Linked DNA regions of Homo sapiens: region 1 is linked to region 2. Evidence: chromatin contacts called from ENCODE Hi-C or POLR2A ChIA-PET data. All regions are on one chromosome and are shown on one strand. The core of a region is the stretch at or near the end of the contact, and the rest is flanking DNA. Distances in the headings are between cores, read along the strand shown.

Region 1 (7,209 bases), core at 2,896-5,395, 86 kb before region 2:
CACAGCGAGGCTTGACTTGGCCCTGGGCCCCTTTCAGTTCCTGGACCACCTTCTGACAGGCATCGAAGACATCTGTGGCCACTACGGTCACCACCACTGGAAGGACAAGTAGGTGGCAGGCCTGGTGGGCAGGCAGGGAGGGGCAGGCAAGGGTCTCCTGGGCCTGGGCATCTCCCCACTCCTGGAAGCTGGCGCCATCCGTCTCCCTCCTCCTCCCACCAGGCTCAACCGGTTTAATAAGAAATATGTGAAGAAGTGTCTGATAGCTGGCGAGCGCTCCAAGGAGCCCCAGCTCATTGCCTTCTACCACAAGATGGAGATGAAGCAGGCCATCGAGCTGGTGGAGAGCGGGGGCATGGGCAAGATCCCCTCTGCCGTCTCCACCGTCTCCATGCAGTGAGTGCTGGGGCAACCAGGCAGCTTCTGCTCCCACACACCGGCCCCTCAAGCCCGGTTGGAGGTGGCCACCTGGGGGGCGGGGTCTTCTGTTGTCCTGTTGGGGCGGACAAGAGAGCTGTGGGCTCGCACCAAGGACCTGAGGCTTTGGCGCCCACCTGGGTCATCCCTAGGGTGACTTCCTTCTGGCCAAACCTGGGAGGCACCAGGATCCCAAGAATCTTGGGGACCTAACCGATGCCCTATTGCCCCAGGAACATCCACCCCAAGTCCCTGCCTTCCGAGCGCATCCTGCCAGCACTGTCCAAGGACAAGGAGGAGGAGATCCGCAAAATCCTGAGGAACAACTTGCAGAAGACCAGGCAGCGGGTGAGGGCCTGCTCCCCAGCCCGACCCCCAGGGTACAGGAGCCCTTCAGCCCCTCTCTACGGCAGCCCTGCCCTGCCCGTGCCCCTCGGCACCCACCCCAGGACTGGCCCGGCCTCCAGCACTGCCCCCACCCCTCCATGAGCAGAGCCTTCCGGGGCCCGCACTGCCCTGACGCTGTCCCTCCCACAGCTGCGGTCCTACAACAGACACACGCTGGTGGCAGACCCCTACGAGGAAGCCTGGAACCAGATGCTGCTCCGGAGGCAGAAGGCCCGGCAGCTGGAGCAGAAGGTAGCCTCTGCCTTCCTCTGGGAATCTGTATCCCACCCCACTCGCCCAAGCTCCGCCACAGCCTCTAAGGAAATGTACCCATTCTAGGAACAGGGTTTGGCTTTCGAGGGGCTTTTAGCAGTGTAAGGGCATGGAGAGCCATGAGTTCTAAGCAAGGGATTGGCGTGGGGTTGTGGGGCATGGCCTGGGTTAGGGCAGTGGCAGGGGACAGAGGAATGGGTGGATTTAAGGCTGAGCAGTGTAGGTGTATTCAGGGAGGCTGTGACAGGAGCCTGGGATGAGCCCTTAGGAGCTCCTGAGGGGCCAGTACGGGTGCCCACACAGGCACAAGGGAGGGGGAGCAAGCGCCCTGCATATACGAAAGGTGGGGTGTGCACTGGCCGGGTTCTGTCCTGAGGGGCTCCCTCTGCCCAGCTGCCTGTGCTCACCCCGTCTGTCCTCTCTGTCAGATCAACAACTACCTGACGGTGCCAGCCCACAAGCTGGACTCACCCACCATGTCTCGGGCCCGCATCGGCTCAGGTAAGGGCCTGGCGAGGGGCCTCAGGACTGGGCACTCTGAGCTGCCACCTCCTGAGGATGGGGCTCCACAGGAACAGTCCTCAGCCACTGGGAGGACAGGCCTGGCCCTCGCTGACCTCAGGATCCCCTCCCAAGCCATGAGCTGCTTCTACGTCAGGGGCCATCCCTAGGGAGAGAGACGTTCCGGGCGAGGACTGTGTGGGGAGCTGGGAGAGCCACGGTGCCTGGCAGGAAGGCAGGGTATCTGCCCCATCGAGACCCCCAACACGTGTGGGGAACGTGAGGGCAGGGCCCCAGGGCAGACTGACTCAGGGAGGAGCCCCAGGCCTTGGCCTGTGGAGGGACACCTCTGGGAGCCCCTGTCAAAGGAGAGGGCCACAGTCTGAGGAAGAGAAGCTGTGGGGTGGAAGGTCGCAGAGGCCTGCTTCTGAGGCCTGTTGGGACCGGGACGGCTGTGCTCATGAGAAGGCCTGAAGGAGGCACTGACGCGGCCGAGTGGCACGTGCTGGGCCGGGCTCCAGAGCGGAACCCAGCTTGTGCCTTGCTCTTGGTCCCCAGACCCACTGGCCTATGAGCCGAAGGAGGACCTGCCTGTCATCACCATCGACCCGGCTTCCCCGCAGTCACCCGAGTCTGTGGACCTGGTGAATGAAGAGCTGAAGGGCAAAGTCTTAGGGTTGAGCCGGGATCCTGCAAAGGTGGCTGAGGAGGACGAGGACGACGATGGGGGCATCATGATGCGGAGCAAGGAGACTTCGTCCCCAGGAACCGACGATGTCTTCACCCCCGCGCCCAGTGACAGCCCCAGCTCCCAGAGGATACAGCGCTGCCTCAGTGACCCAGGCCCACACCCTGAGCCTGGGGAGGGAGAACCGTTCTTCCCCAAGGGGCAGTAACACCAGGGCCAGCAGGCAGCGCCTGTCCCCTCACAGACTCTTCCACCAGAGCAGGGGCTGCTGGGGGCTCCCCTTGCCCTTCCTGACCCGGATTGGCCCTGCCCCTCCCCCTACCGCATGGCAGCTGGGCCCACAGCCCCCACCCCAGCACAGCTCCTCCCCTGCCGCCTCCCGGGAAGCATCCTCCCCACCAGAGCTGCCTCCCCAATCCATTTGGCAGAACTGCTGGGGCTGGTGAGGCCGGCCCTGCCCCTCCCTAGATCCAGGCTTCTCCCGGACCTGGACTAGGGCCTCGGAGGCTCCTCCCTCTGCCTCATCCTCCTCCTCATTCAGACCAATCTTAGTTTCTAACCAAAGAGTCTCTGGCTCAGCTGTGGTCCCACCCAGGAAGGGAGGGAGCTGAGGCCTCCCTTGAGTAGGCCCTGCTTTATCAGGGGACAAACCAGGGGTACCAGGCACATGGCTGGGGGAGGGACTGCTGACCCACCAAGGTCTCACACTCCTCCTGCCAGCTCTGTCACCCTGGCCACCACCCAACCTGTCCTTACTCAGAGCTGCGGGCTGAGGGCATCTCTGAGTGTCTCTGCCTGGAGCAGGGGTGGTTTCTACGGTGACAGTGACGTGACTCAGAGCTTTTCGAACTGTGCTCCCACGGGGACCACTGGGCCCCTCAGGGGAAGCTGCTAGGGGAAGGACTGGCCGTGGCTCCAGAATGTGCTGCCTTTTTAAGTTTTGTTTGTTCACACTCCTATATATGATTGTTTGCACAGAGGGCGCTCCTGTTTTTAAAACATTTTGAAAACCCCTGGCTGAACAGTGCTCTGCCTCTAACTCCCTCCTCACACTCCAGAATTACCCTTCCTCATCTGTGCCTGTCTGTCCAACCCCTCCCCCACGTCTCTCTGCCTGCTGGGCTCTTAACTGTTGCTCGAAGACTGTGACATCAGAAGTAACTCCCACTCCTAATCAAGAGTCTCTCCAGCCTCACAGATGCTGGCCTCTTGGCACCTGCCTAGCTCTTGGGCCTGACCTCCAGTCCTGCTGGCCTGCTCTTACTTCCCCCACCCTGGGTTTGGCCCCTGGAACCTTTCCCTTGTGTGTACCACACCCTGCCTGCTGTGGAGCCCATTGTGGAGGCGGTGGGGGGGAGAAGGCCTCCCCTGAGGATCCCCTGTCCCCTGGGGCTGGTGGATTGGGCAGAATCCTGGGCCCCCAGAGACCTTTGCCCACACACACTCCTTCCCCTTGTCCCTGGGGCACTCCCCCAGGATTGTGCAATAGTCAGAGTGTCCCTTTTTGCAGGGGACTGGGCCATGGGTCCTCGGCCCATCTGTCCATCCTCCTCTCCATGCAAGTGCTGTTTGGGCAGGAGTCACCATGCAAGGGTGACATCGACAACCACGTACCAAGCCACCGCAGCTGCTGCCACTCTGCTGCCTGTACAGAAGAAACTGAATCTTTTTCATATTCTAATAAATCAATGTGAGTTTTTAATAGAGTCAAGGGCTGCTTTCTGGGGACGAGGGTCTTTAGGAGGGAGGGTGGCCTGAGGGCGTGAAGTACTTAGTTCAAAGGCTGGCACAGAAACACTTCATGGCTGTCAGCTGCTGGGGTGGTTGTTCCCACATGCCAGGCACTGAGATACCACAATGAGCTAAGCAGGACGTGCCCTGCCCCGCGGGGGAGAGCGGCACTAACCAGTGCCCAGTGTTTGTGCAAGAGGTGAAAAAGAGGCAGAGGGGAGGGAGGGACGGCGAGGAGGACCCTCCTGAGTCCCGAGTGAGTGAGATCCCAGGAGGGGACTGAAGAAGGAGCCAAGGCTTCCGGGTGGAAAAGGACCCAGAAAGTTCCCAAACATTGTAACTGGGAGCTGTGCCCACGAACACTGGGACCTGAGAAAAGGCCGGGTGGCTGGGTCAGAGTGACAGGGGAGGCAAGGATGGGGCCGCGTGCTCCATGGTTAAGATTTTGCTCTTAACCGTGGGAAGACCAAAAGGGCAGTGGGAAGTCACTGAAGCCCTCAAGTTCTCACCTGTAAAGTGGGGACAGTGACCCCTGCATGAGATAAGCTCAGGTGTGTACAAACTGAGCCTCCCTAATCAGAAAACCCAACACAACGCCATGAATGGAGAATGCACACCTGACCTCATGAGACAGTCAAAACTTTGCTGCATGTGCAATATTTAAAATATATAAAATTGGGCCGGGCGCGGTGGCTCATGCCTGTAATCCCAGCACTTTGGGAGGCCAAGCTGGGCGGATCACCTGAGGTCAGGAGTTCAAGACCAGCCTGGCCAACATGGCAAAACCCCATCTCTACTAAAAATACAAAAATTAGCTGGGCATGGTGATGTATGCATGTAATCCCAGCTACTCGGGAGGTTGAGGCAGGAGAATCACTTGAACCCAGGAGGTGAAGGTTGCAGTGAGCTGAGATGGAACCACTGCACTCCAGCCTGGGTGACAGAGCAAGACTCTGTCTCAAAAAAAATAAAATATGTAACATTAATTTCAGGCTATGGGTAGAAACTGTATATGAAACATAAATGAATTTCGTGTTTAGACTTGGATTCTATCCCCAAGATATCTCATTATGTATGTGCAAATATTCCAAAATCTGAAACACTTCTGCTTTCAAGCATTTGGGGTAAGGATTGCTCAATCCCTAATGGGCTCGGTTCAGCAGAGGTTGGAGCCCTGAGGTGCATTTCCTGGATCCAACCACCAGAGGGCAGTGGGGCCTTGGCGCGCACCCCTGGCACCCTTCGAACCTGGGCTGTCCAGGAAAGCATCTCCTTTGCCCAGTCTGGGACCTGAGTGTGGAGCTGGTTTAACTCACAAAATCTGAAGCGGTTAGTGCCAAGAGGATTACAGGGTTATTATCAAAGGATTATTCCTGTATCCATCGGTTCCCTAGCAGGAAATGGATGTTACAGCCATCCCTCCATATTTTCCGGGGATTGGTTCCAGGACCCACATGGAAACCAAAATCCTTTCATGCTCAAGTTCCTGATGTAAAATGGTGTAGTGCTGTTGGCCCTTCATGGATTCTGCATCCATGGATTCAACCAACTGCAAATTGAGAATATTTGGGGAAAAAATTCAAATAATAAAGTGTAACAACTATTTACATAGTATTTACATTGTAATCTAGAGATGATTTAACGTATATGGGAGAATGGCTGGGCACAATGGTTCATGCCTGTAATACCAGCACTTTGGGAGGCCGAGGCGGGCGGATCATTTGGGGACAGGAGTTTGAGACCAGCCTGACCAACATGGTGAAACCCCGTCTCTACTAAAAATAAAAAAAATAGCTGGGTGTGGTGGTGCATGCTTGTAGTCCCAGCTACTAGGGAGGCTGAGGCAGGAGAATCACTTGAATCTGGGAGGTGGACTTTCCAGTGAGCCGAGATCGCGCCACTACACTCCAGCCTGGATGACAAAAAAAAGTATATAGGAGAATGTATGTAGGTTATAGCCAAATACTACATTATTTTATATAAGGGACTTGAGCTTCCTTGGATTTTGGTACCTGGGAGGGTCCTGGAACCAATCCCCCATGGACACCAAGAGATGGATGCATTTGCGTATAACCAACACTCATGTTCCCATATACTTTAAATCATCCATAGACTACCTATAATACCTAATACAATGTAAATTCTGTGTAAGTAGTTGTCAGCTGGGTACGGTGGCTCACTCCTATAATCTCGGCACTTTGGGAGGCGGAGATGGGCGGATCACTTGAGCCTAGGAATTCAAGACCAGCCTGTGCAACATGGTGAAACCCCACCTCTACAAAAAAGACAAAAATTGGCCAGGCATGGTGGTGCACTGGTCCCAGCTACTTGGGAGGCTGAGGTGGGAGGATTGCTTGAGCCCAGGAGGTCGAGGCTGCAGTGAGCCATGTTCACGCCACTGCACTCCAGCCTGGGCAACAAAGCAAGACCCTGTCTAAAAAAAAAAAAAAAGTTGTTATACGGGTTTTAAAGTTGTATTTTTATTGTATTGTTATTTTTTGTTTACTCATTTTTATGTTTTCAATTTGTGCTAGGTTGAATCTGAGGCTGCAGAACCCGAGGGTACAGAGGCCGACTGTGTATTTAAAGGGGTACCAAGAGCCTTCCACTAAGGGATTAATTAGAGATGTGGGCGGGGTTGTGGGAACCTACCAGGGATGGGACCCAGCAGGGCTCACACTACAGGAAGCCATTACAACCCATAGACCTGAAAGGGCAAGAGGAGGGAGCTCTCATCATGGGAGGGGACTGCCCAGCTAGAACTGTGGCCATGCTTAGAACACCCCCTGCCAGAGAGGGAGCCGGGGAGGTTGGGGGTGGACAGCTTTCATCCTGATGGTGCCTCCCACTGGCGAGTCCCAACTGAAAGCCTGAAGAGAAGGCAGCCAGAGTAGGTCAGCCCTTCATCGAATGGGGAGTGTGGATGTGGAAGGGAAACAGGAGATCCAAGCAGGGCTATTCCTTTTACCCCTCAGCACCCACTCTTGTCCTTTGGGTGAAAAACTCATGTCCCTATTGCTTAATGGTTGCAGAATTTCTGTTTGGGATGATGAAAAAGTTTGGGAAATAGGTTGTGGTGATGATTGTACAACATTGTGAATGTACTAGATACCACTGAAGTGTTTGCTTTAAAATGGTTAGTTTTATGTTATGTGAATTTCATCTTCTTTTTTTTTTAATGGAAGGAACAATCTCATCAACACCATCAACCT
Region 2 (7,476 bases), core at 4,357-6,856:
GCTCAGATGGAAGTAAAGAGGGAGGGAAGAGAGAGGAAAAAGATCTCAGAGTTTCCTTCCTTAGAAAACTTGATTCTGCCAGGCGCAGTGGCTCAAGCCTGTAATCCCAGCACTTTGGGAGGCCAAGGCGGGTGGATCACGAGGTCAGGAGTTCGAGACAAGCCTGGCCAATATGGTGAAACCCCATTTCTACTAAAAAATATACAAAAATCATCTGGGCATGGTGGCATGCGCCTGTAGTCCCAGCTACTCAGAAGGCTGAGGCAGGAGAATCGCTTGAACCCGGGAGACTGAGTTGTAGTGAGCTGAGGTCGCACCACTGCACTCCAGCCTGGGCAACAGAGTGAGACTCGGTCTCAAAAAAAAAAAAAAAAAAAGAAAACTTGATTCAAGTGTTTAGGATGGGCATAGCACCAGCCAGTCACCGCAAGGCCCTGCCCCCTGCCTGGTTTCCAGCATAGCTACTCCCCCTGGGGTAAATCCCTCCTGCTTTCTGTACCCGTTTCCACATCTATAAAGTGAGAAGATTAACGGGCTGGGCGCGGTGGCTCATGCCTGTAATCCCAGCACTTTGGGAGGCCGAGGCGGGCGGATTGCCTGAGCTCAGCAGTTCAAGACCAGCCTGGCCAACATGGTGAAACCCCCACTCTACTAAAAATACAAAAAAAAAAAATTAGCCAGGCATGGTGGCGGGCACTTGTAATCCCAGCTACTCAGGAGGCTGAGGCAGGAGAATTCCTTGAAACCAGGAGGTAGAGCTTGCAGTGAACCAAGACTGTGCCGCTACACTCCAGCCTGGGTGACAGAGCAAGACTCTGTCTCAAAAAAAAAAAAGATTGACAAAGGCCCTCCTAGTTTTGGCCTTCAGGGTTCTAGGAATATGTGTCCTGGTAACTTCCCTGTTGCCCTGGCTGTCCAGGCACAGGGAGATGGGGCAGACTTGGATCCAACAGATCCAGTGGAAATGTCACCTCATTATTGGAGGACTTCCATAACCACATCATCTCATGATATCTCTAGTTCTCGCTCTTGCTGTATCTCTATCTCACACTCACATATGCACGGTTGTTCTCTCTCCCATGACCCTGTTTTATTTTCTTTTTAGCACTATCAGAAATGTCTTCTTTATTTGTTTACTTGACTGCTGTCTTTCGACATTAGAAAGTTCTAGGGCTGAGAGCGGTGGCTCACACCTGTAATCCTAGCACTTTGGGAGGCTGTGGCAGGTGGATCACTTGAGGTCAGGAGTTAGACTAGCTGGGGCAACATGGTGAAATCCAATCTCTAAAACAAAGAAAGGGAGAAAGAACGAAAGTTCTAGAAGGGCCGGGCATGGTATCTCATGCCTGTAATCCCAGCACTTTGGGAGGCCAAGGTGGGCAGATCTCTTGAGATCGGGAGTTCGAAACCAGCCTGGACAACATGGTGAAACCCTTTACTAAAAATACAAAAATTAGCCAGGTGTGGGCCTGTAATCCCAGGTACTTGGGAGGCTGAGGCAGGAGAATCATTTGAACCTGGGAGGTGGAGGTTGCAGTGAGCTGAGATTGTGCCACTGTGCTCCAGCCTGGCAACACAGTGAGGCTCTGTCTCAAAAAAAGAAAAAAGTTCTAGAAGGGCAGGGACCTTGCCTATTATTTCTCAGGGCCCAGCCCAGCACCTGGTACACAGATAGGTGCTCAGTATGTATGTTGGCTGATGAATGAATGAATGTATAGATCTTGTGGGTGGTGCCAGGACTGTGCCAAGCATGACTGATCTGTGCTGAGTCTTCTTAGAGGAGCAGTTGAACAATAGGGCTCTGGGGTCAGGAGACCTGGATTTGAGTTCCAAACTGCCAATTAGTGACTGTATAACCTTGGGCATATCACTTAACCTCTCTAAACCTCAGTGTCTTCATCTGTAAATTGGGGATAATGATCCCACATCTTGCGGTGTATCTTTAGGAATTAGAGCTTATGTATGTAAAATAATCTAGTGCATAGTAGGTGTTCAGTAAATGTTAGTTTCCTTTCCCCACACCTCCTTCCTCTGCTGGGGTATGGAGGTGGGGGTAAGAGACAGTGCTGTGGCTGAGCCTCAAGCTCTTTCATCAGTAGCCTCAGAGAGACTTGGTAGTTCAAGGGTTTGGAGACTCTGGACTCAGCCAAAGGCGATTTCTATCTATTTCTTTTCTTTTCTGAGACAGGGTCTCTTTTTGTCACCCAGGCTGGAGTGCAGTGGTGTAAACATGGCTCACTGCAGGCTTGACCTCCCCACCTCAAGCGATTCTCCCACTTCAGCCTCCCAACTAGCTGGGACCACAGGCACGTGCCACCATGCCAGGCTACTTTCTTTTAATTTTTGTAGAGATGAGGTCTCGCTATGAAGGCTGGTCTCAAACTCCTGGTCTCAGATGACTTTCCCACCTCAGCCTCCCAAAGTGCGGGGATTACAGGCATGAGCTACCACTTCCGGCTGCTATCTTTTTTTTTTTAATTTATTTTTATTTATTTATTTATTTTGAGATGGAGTCTTGCTCTGTCGCCCAGGCTGGAGTGCAGTGGCACGATCTCAGCTTACTGGAACTTCCGCCTCCTGGGTTCAAGCAATTCTCCTGCCTCAGCCTCCCAAGTAGCTGGGACTACAGGCACGTGCCACCACACCCGGCTAATTTTTTGTATTTTTAGTAGAGACAGGGTTTCACCATATTGGTCAGGCTGGTCTTGAACTCCTGACCTTATGATCCGCCTGCTTCAGCCTCCCAAAGTGGTGAGATTACAGGAGTGAACAACCGCACCTGGCCTTTTTAAAATTTTTATATAGAGATGAGGTCTCCCTATGTTTTTATGTAGAGATGAGGTCTCCCTGGTCTTACAGGCATGAACCACTGGTCCCCTCCATTTCTTAGCTTTCAAGAAAAGGTAAAACAAAGCAGGCACTTGCCTTGAGGATGATGAAAGGGACTTCCCCAAGGTCACGTGGTCAAGCAGTAGCACAAGTAGTGTGTCCCCTCCCTGAGGGCCAGAGGAAGCCCCTGATCCTAGACAAGATGGAGTGAAGCGAGATGGGCAGCCTCTTGCCTGGGCTCGCCTCCAGAAAGAGGAAGTGGCTGCTCTGTTGTGAGAGTCAGGCTCCTGGGTTTTAGTTCCAGGTCTGTCAGAGTCAACCTGATGGCATTGGGATGTAGTTTACTGTTTCTAGGTCATGATTTCTCCTGTAAATTTGGTGTATTACTCCTTCCCAACCTGCCTGACAGGCGAATGGGAGAATATTACGAGAATGAAATTTAATTTAATATATTGTTAGGAGAACTTTTTTTTGAGAGAGAGAGAGTATAACTATTGTTGCCTAGGCTGGAGTGCAATGGCACAGATCTCGGCTCACTGCAATCTCCGCCTCCCAGGTTCAAGCGATTCTCCTGCCTCAGCCTCCCGAGTAGTTGGGAATACAGGTGCTACAGGTGCCTACCACCACGCCCAGCTAATTTTTTGTATTTTTAGTAGAAATGGGGTTTCACCATGTTAGCCAGGCTGGTCTCAAACTCTTGACCTCAGGTGATCTGCCTGCCTCAGCCTCCCAAAGTGCTGGGATTACAGGCGTGAGCCACCGTGCCTGGTCAGGAGAACAATATTTAAGAAAAAAAATTGCAGCAATGAATCAGATAGACTCAATTTCTGAATTTTTGCTACAGCACATGTTTAAAATCAGAAAAAAAAATTAAAAGCAACAGGTGAGGTTGGGGAAAAATAAAAGTAATAACAGGCCAGGCACAGTAGTTGACACCTGTAATCCCTGCACTTCAGGAGGCTGAAGTGGGCAGATCACTTGAGCCCAGGAGTTCAAGACCAGCCTGGGCAACATGGCCAGACCCTTATCTCTACAAAAAAAAAAAAAAAAACAGAAAAATTAGCTGGGTGCTGTGGCGTGTGCCTGTAGTCCTAGCTACTCAGGAGGCTGGGATTGGGAGGATTGCTTGAGCCAGGGTGGTTGAGGCTGTGGTGAGCCATGATCATGACAGTCAACTCCAGTCCAGGCAACAGAGTGAGACCCTCTCTCAAAAAATAAATAAATAGATAAAAATAAAAAATAAAAGTAACGACAATCATAAGCCTCATCCCCTAGGTCCTGTAAAGTGTGAGAGCAAAACATGTAAACATATTTTTTTTAAATTATGTTTTGTCTAGACCTGCAGAAAAACATGTAAACACATTATTCGTTCTCTAGCTCCAGAAAGGAGCTGGGTCTGCATAGGTACAGTGGAAAAAACATGCACCACAGATTCTATAGCCCTGGTTGAGGACCAGGGCCTTACTAGTTTGCTGTGTGACAGTCGGGTAATCACAAAGCCTCTCTGAGCAGATCTCTCCTTCCCTAAATTGGCTATGCTGTACATCAACGCTCATCATGCTGTGGTTTGCGAGGCCAATCAACAGTGTCTTAGAAAGCCTTTACTTTAGGGCCGGGCACAGTGGCTCACGCCTGTAATCCCAGCACTTTGGGGGTCGAGGTGGGTGGATCACAAGGTCAGGAGTTCAAGACCAGCCTGGCCAATATGGTGAAACCCCCGTGTCTACTAAAAACACAAAAAAATTAGCCGGGCTTGGTGGCGCATGCCTGTAATCCCAGCTAATCGGGAGGCTGAGGCAGGAGAATTGCTTGAACCCGGGAGGCGGAGCTTGCGGTAAGCCAAGATCGCGCCACTACACTCCAGCCTGGGTGACAAAGCGAGACTCTGTCTCGAGAAAAAAAAAAAAAAAAAAAAAAAAAAAGGCCTTTACCTTGGTATGCAGAGTTTATTATTATTATTAATTTTTTTTTTTTTGAGGCGGAGTCTCGCTCTGTCGCCCAGGCTGGGGTGCAGTGGCGCAATCTCGGCTCACTGCAAGCTCCGCCTCCCGGGTTCACGCCATTCTCCTGCCTCAGCCTCCCGAGTAGCTGGGACTACAGGCGCCCGCCACACACCCGGCTAATTTTTTGTATTTTTAGTAAAGACGGGGTTTCACCGTGTTAGCCAGGATGGTCTCGATCTCCTGACCTTGTCATCCGCCCACCTCGGCCTCCCAAAGTGCTGGGATTACAGGCGTGAGCCACCGCGCCGGGCCCAGAGTTGTTTATTATACCTTTCCTAGGCTCTGGAAAACTGCCAGAGCATGAGCAGTGCTGTGCAGAGTTGATCACGTGGCTCAATCTCTTTGGGCTTCTGAAAATAGCAGGACAAGGCTAGGTGACTTCTCAATTTCTTCCAGCGCTAAAAAAAAAAAACAGAAACCTGGAATTTCTCAGTGGTCTGACTCTGCTACAAACTCCGCAGGTCACTTCCCTCCCTCCTGACCCTGGCGGGGCGGGGTGGGCGCTGTCCCTTTAAGTCCAGGCCCGGGCCAATCACAGTGAACAGAAGTTCTTTAAGGACCAAAGGAGGGAATTCAGCCTGAGAAGGAGGGCGGGGCAGGGGCGTGCCCTCTAGCCAATCGGAATCTCCCTAGAGAACAGTGACTCACGTGCAAAGCTCTACAGACCAGTGTCCGGAGCGTTCAGAGGCGGGGCGGCTCTCGCTGTTGGCAGCGGCCCGGACCAATGGGCACGTCGCCCGCGGCCTATAAGAGTCCGCTGGGCCGCGGGCTGCAGGCGCTAGGGTCGGTTAGTCGTCGCCGTCTGAGGTGTTCCCTGGCTTTGTCTCGCCGTCGTTGCCGCCCCGTCCCTGCCTTCGTGCCCCCCGCCTTGGCCCCTGCCCAGCCGCTCTCCCTGTCCTCCTCCCCTTAACCACCCCCACGGTTTCTGCCGTCGGGGCCCGGGGGCCGGGCGGATGATGCCGTCGGAGAGCGGAGCTGAGCGCAGGGACCGGGCGGCTGCTCAGGTGGGGACGGCTGCGGCCACGGCGGTGGCCACGGCAGCCCCGGCAGGCGGCGGCCCCGACCCGGAGGCCTTATCGGCCTTCCCCGGACGGCACCTGAGTGGGCTGAGCTGGCCACAGGTGAAGCGACTGGACGCTCTTCTGAGCGAGCCGATTCCCATTCACGGGCGCGGCAACTTCCCCACGCTGAGCGTGCAGCCCCGGCAGATCGTGCAGGTGAGAGGACGCCAGGCGGGGGATGTGGGGGAATCCCTTCTGAGGCTCTCGTGGCTGGAAGGCATTTGTAGTCTGTTTGACTTTCTAGACAGCTAGGGAAACTGAGGAACGGGGACATGGCTGTAACAATTGCACAGCATTATGAATGGTAGACCAGACCTCCCCCTGCATCTACTAATCCTTCCCCACCTGGCTTTTCCATCTCGACTCTTGGAGAACCCTGATTCCCCACGGATCACTCACCCAGGGCCTGGCTGGGAGAGGGGAGGAGGATGTCAAGGGCATTGGGGGAAGAATTTGTCTCTGCCTGCAAGGACAAAAGACGCCAGGTGGCCCTGGGTGGGTAAGTGTGCATGCTTGAGTCCAAAATAGCTTTTCCTTCCCTATCTGGGCATCCCTGGACCTCACCCTCCTTTCCTCTCTCGAGGTTCTAGGAGCAGCCTCTGCCATTGTGCTCCTACAGCCTTTTGCTGGAGAAACCCCCCCTTCCCCCTCCACCCCGTGGAAAAGCCAAGAAAACTTGTCAGGGACTCCCTCTCTCTCAGCTGGGGTTGTGGCCCAATATTTATTAAGCCGAAGGTCAGACCTGATACCCCACCCCCAAGGGCAACATTAAGTGACCAATTTAGGTGTTTCTTCTCCTTCCCAAGATTGGAAATGAAGGCCAACCCAGGCCTCAGGCCCCACGTCCTCTCTCTCCTGAGGAAAGGGAGAAGAGAATTCTGACAGCCCCTCCCTCCTCCAACTCTTCCCTTTATCTGAACCTCAACGACCCCAAGACTGCTTTTTCATCTGTACAGCCCAGACGCTGTCATGTTCTGAAATACCACAGTGTGGTCATTATTGTACCCATTTTATAGCTGGGGCAGTTTGCCACCCAAGATTACTTAATGAGGTGAAAATCAAACCTAGGGAATTTTGGGTCTTCCCAGGAGCAGATTACAGTAGGTTCAATGTTTTCCCACCCCTTCCCCGGCTCCCAAGGTCAACTTCTAGGTGTTAGGGAGGGTCCTTTGATAAAAGAAACCAAGAAACCCAGCGAGGACTCCTGTGCGTTCCTGCCAACTGATGGCTTCCTTTGGATGAAGTAGGCCTTTCCCCTGCCTCCTACTACCTTGGCTTCCCACAGAGGGGGAGGGTTGCCTGCTGGGGGATTACCTCCCCCACCCTCCCAAGGAACTAGGAACTGGAGGGGGCGGGGGCAGATTCTCCTTGGCTGACTCACACGCGGCCCAGTGGAGTTCGCCGAGGCATTCCTCGGCTGCTCGCTGTCACCTGGGTGATTAGGAAACCAGTCGAGGCTTTAATCCCCGGGACAGTCAAGTCATTCCTGGGGCCCCAGCTGCTGCACCTCCAGGATTGTGGCCCCAGGCATGGCAGGGAGGGGAAGGTGGAGCCCAGTGTGGCAGCCCCCCTCTGCAAGAACA

Evidence for each region. Hi-C counts contacts between places; a loop is a spot of excess contacts on that map. ChIA-PET counts read pairs that join two places held with the same protein, here RNA polymerase II (POLR2A). Pooled maps may share reads with other maps.
Region 1: a pooled map shows a loop between it and region 2 (2.8-fold over the local background). The contact joins the enhancer-like site here to the promoter of TENT5B in region 2. A Hi-C loop is called at or near these places in 3 of 168 maps with a recorded cell type or tissue (CD14-positive monocyte and CD4-positive, alpha-beta T cell) and 3 of 50 pooled maps. POLR2A ChIA-PET finds 5 or more read pairs at or near these places in 7 of 52 experiments (AG04450, GM12878, H1 and 2 more).

Annotation. Positions count from the first base shown.
Region 1 is chr1:27,095,572-27,102,780 of GRCh38, reverse strand. SLC9A1 (solute carrier family 9 member A1) reads left to right here. Exons shown (of 12, transcript NM_003047.5): 7 at 38-108; 8 at 223-396; 9 at 651-765; 10 at 955-1,056; 11 at 1,506-1,578; 12 at 2,137-3,972. The coding sequence ends at 2,474. Among named protein-coding and RNA genes, the nearest start is that of SLC9A1, 56 kb to the left of the region's middle. RefSeq lists enhancers at 1-99, 100-958. Within about 2 kb of position 4,145, at least 27 of the 41 ENCODE cell types and tissues checked have a DNase peak (open chromatin) inside an H3K27ac peak, as active enhancers do; they include CD14-positive monocyte and GM12878, where a contact is called at or near this core.
Region 2 is chr1:27,010,980-27,018,455 of GRCh38, reverse strand. TENT5B (terminal nucleotidyltransferase 5B) reads left to right here and starts at 5,606. Exons shown (of 2, transcript NM_052943.4): 1 at 5,606-6,049. The coding sequence starts at 5,786. RefSeq lists enhancers at 5,052-5,706, 5,707-6,360.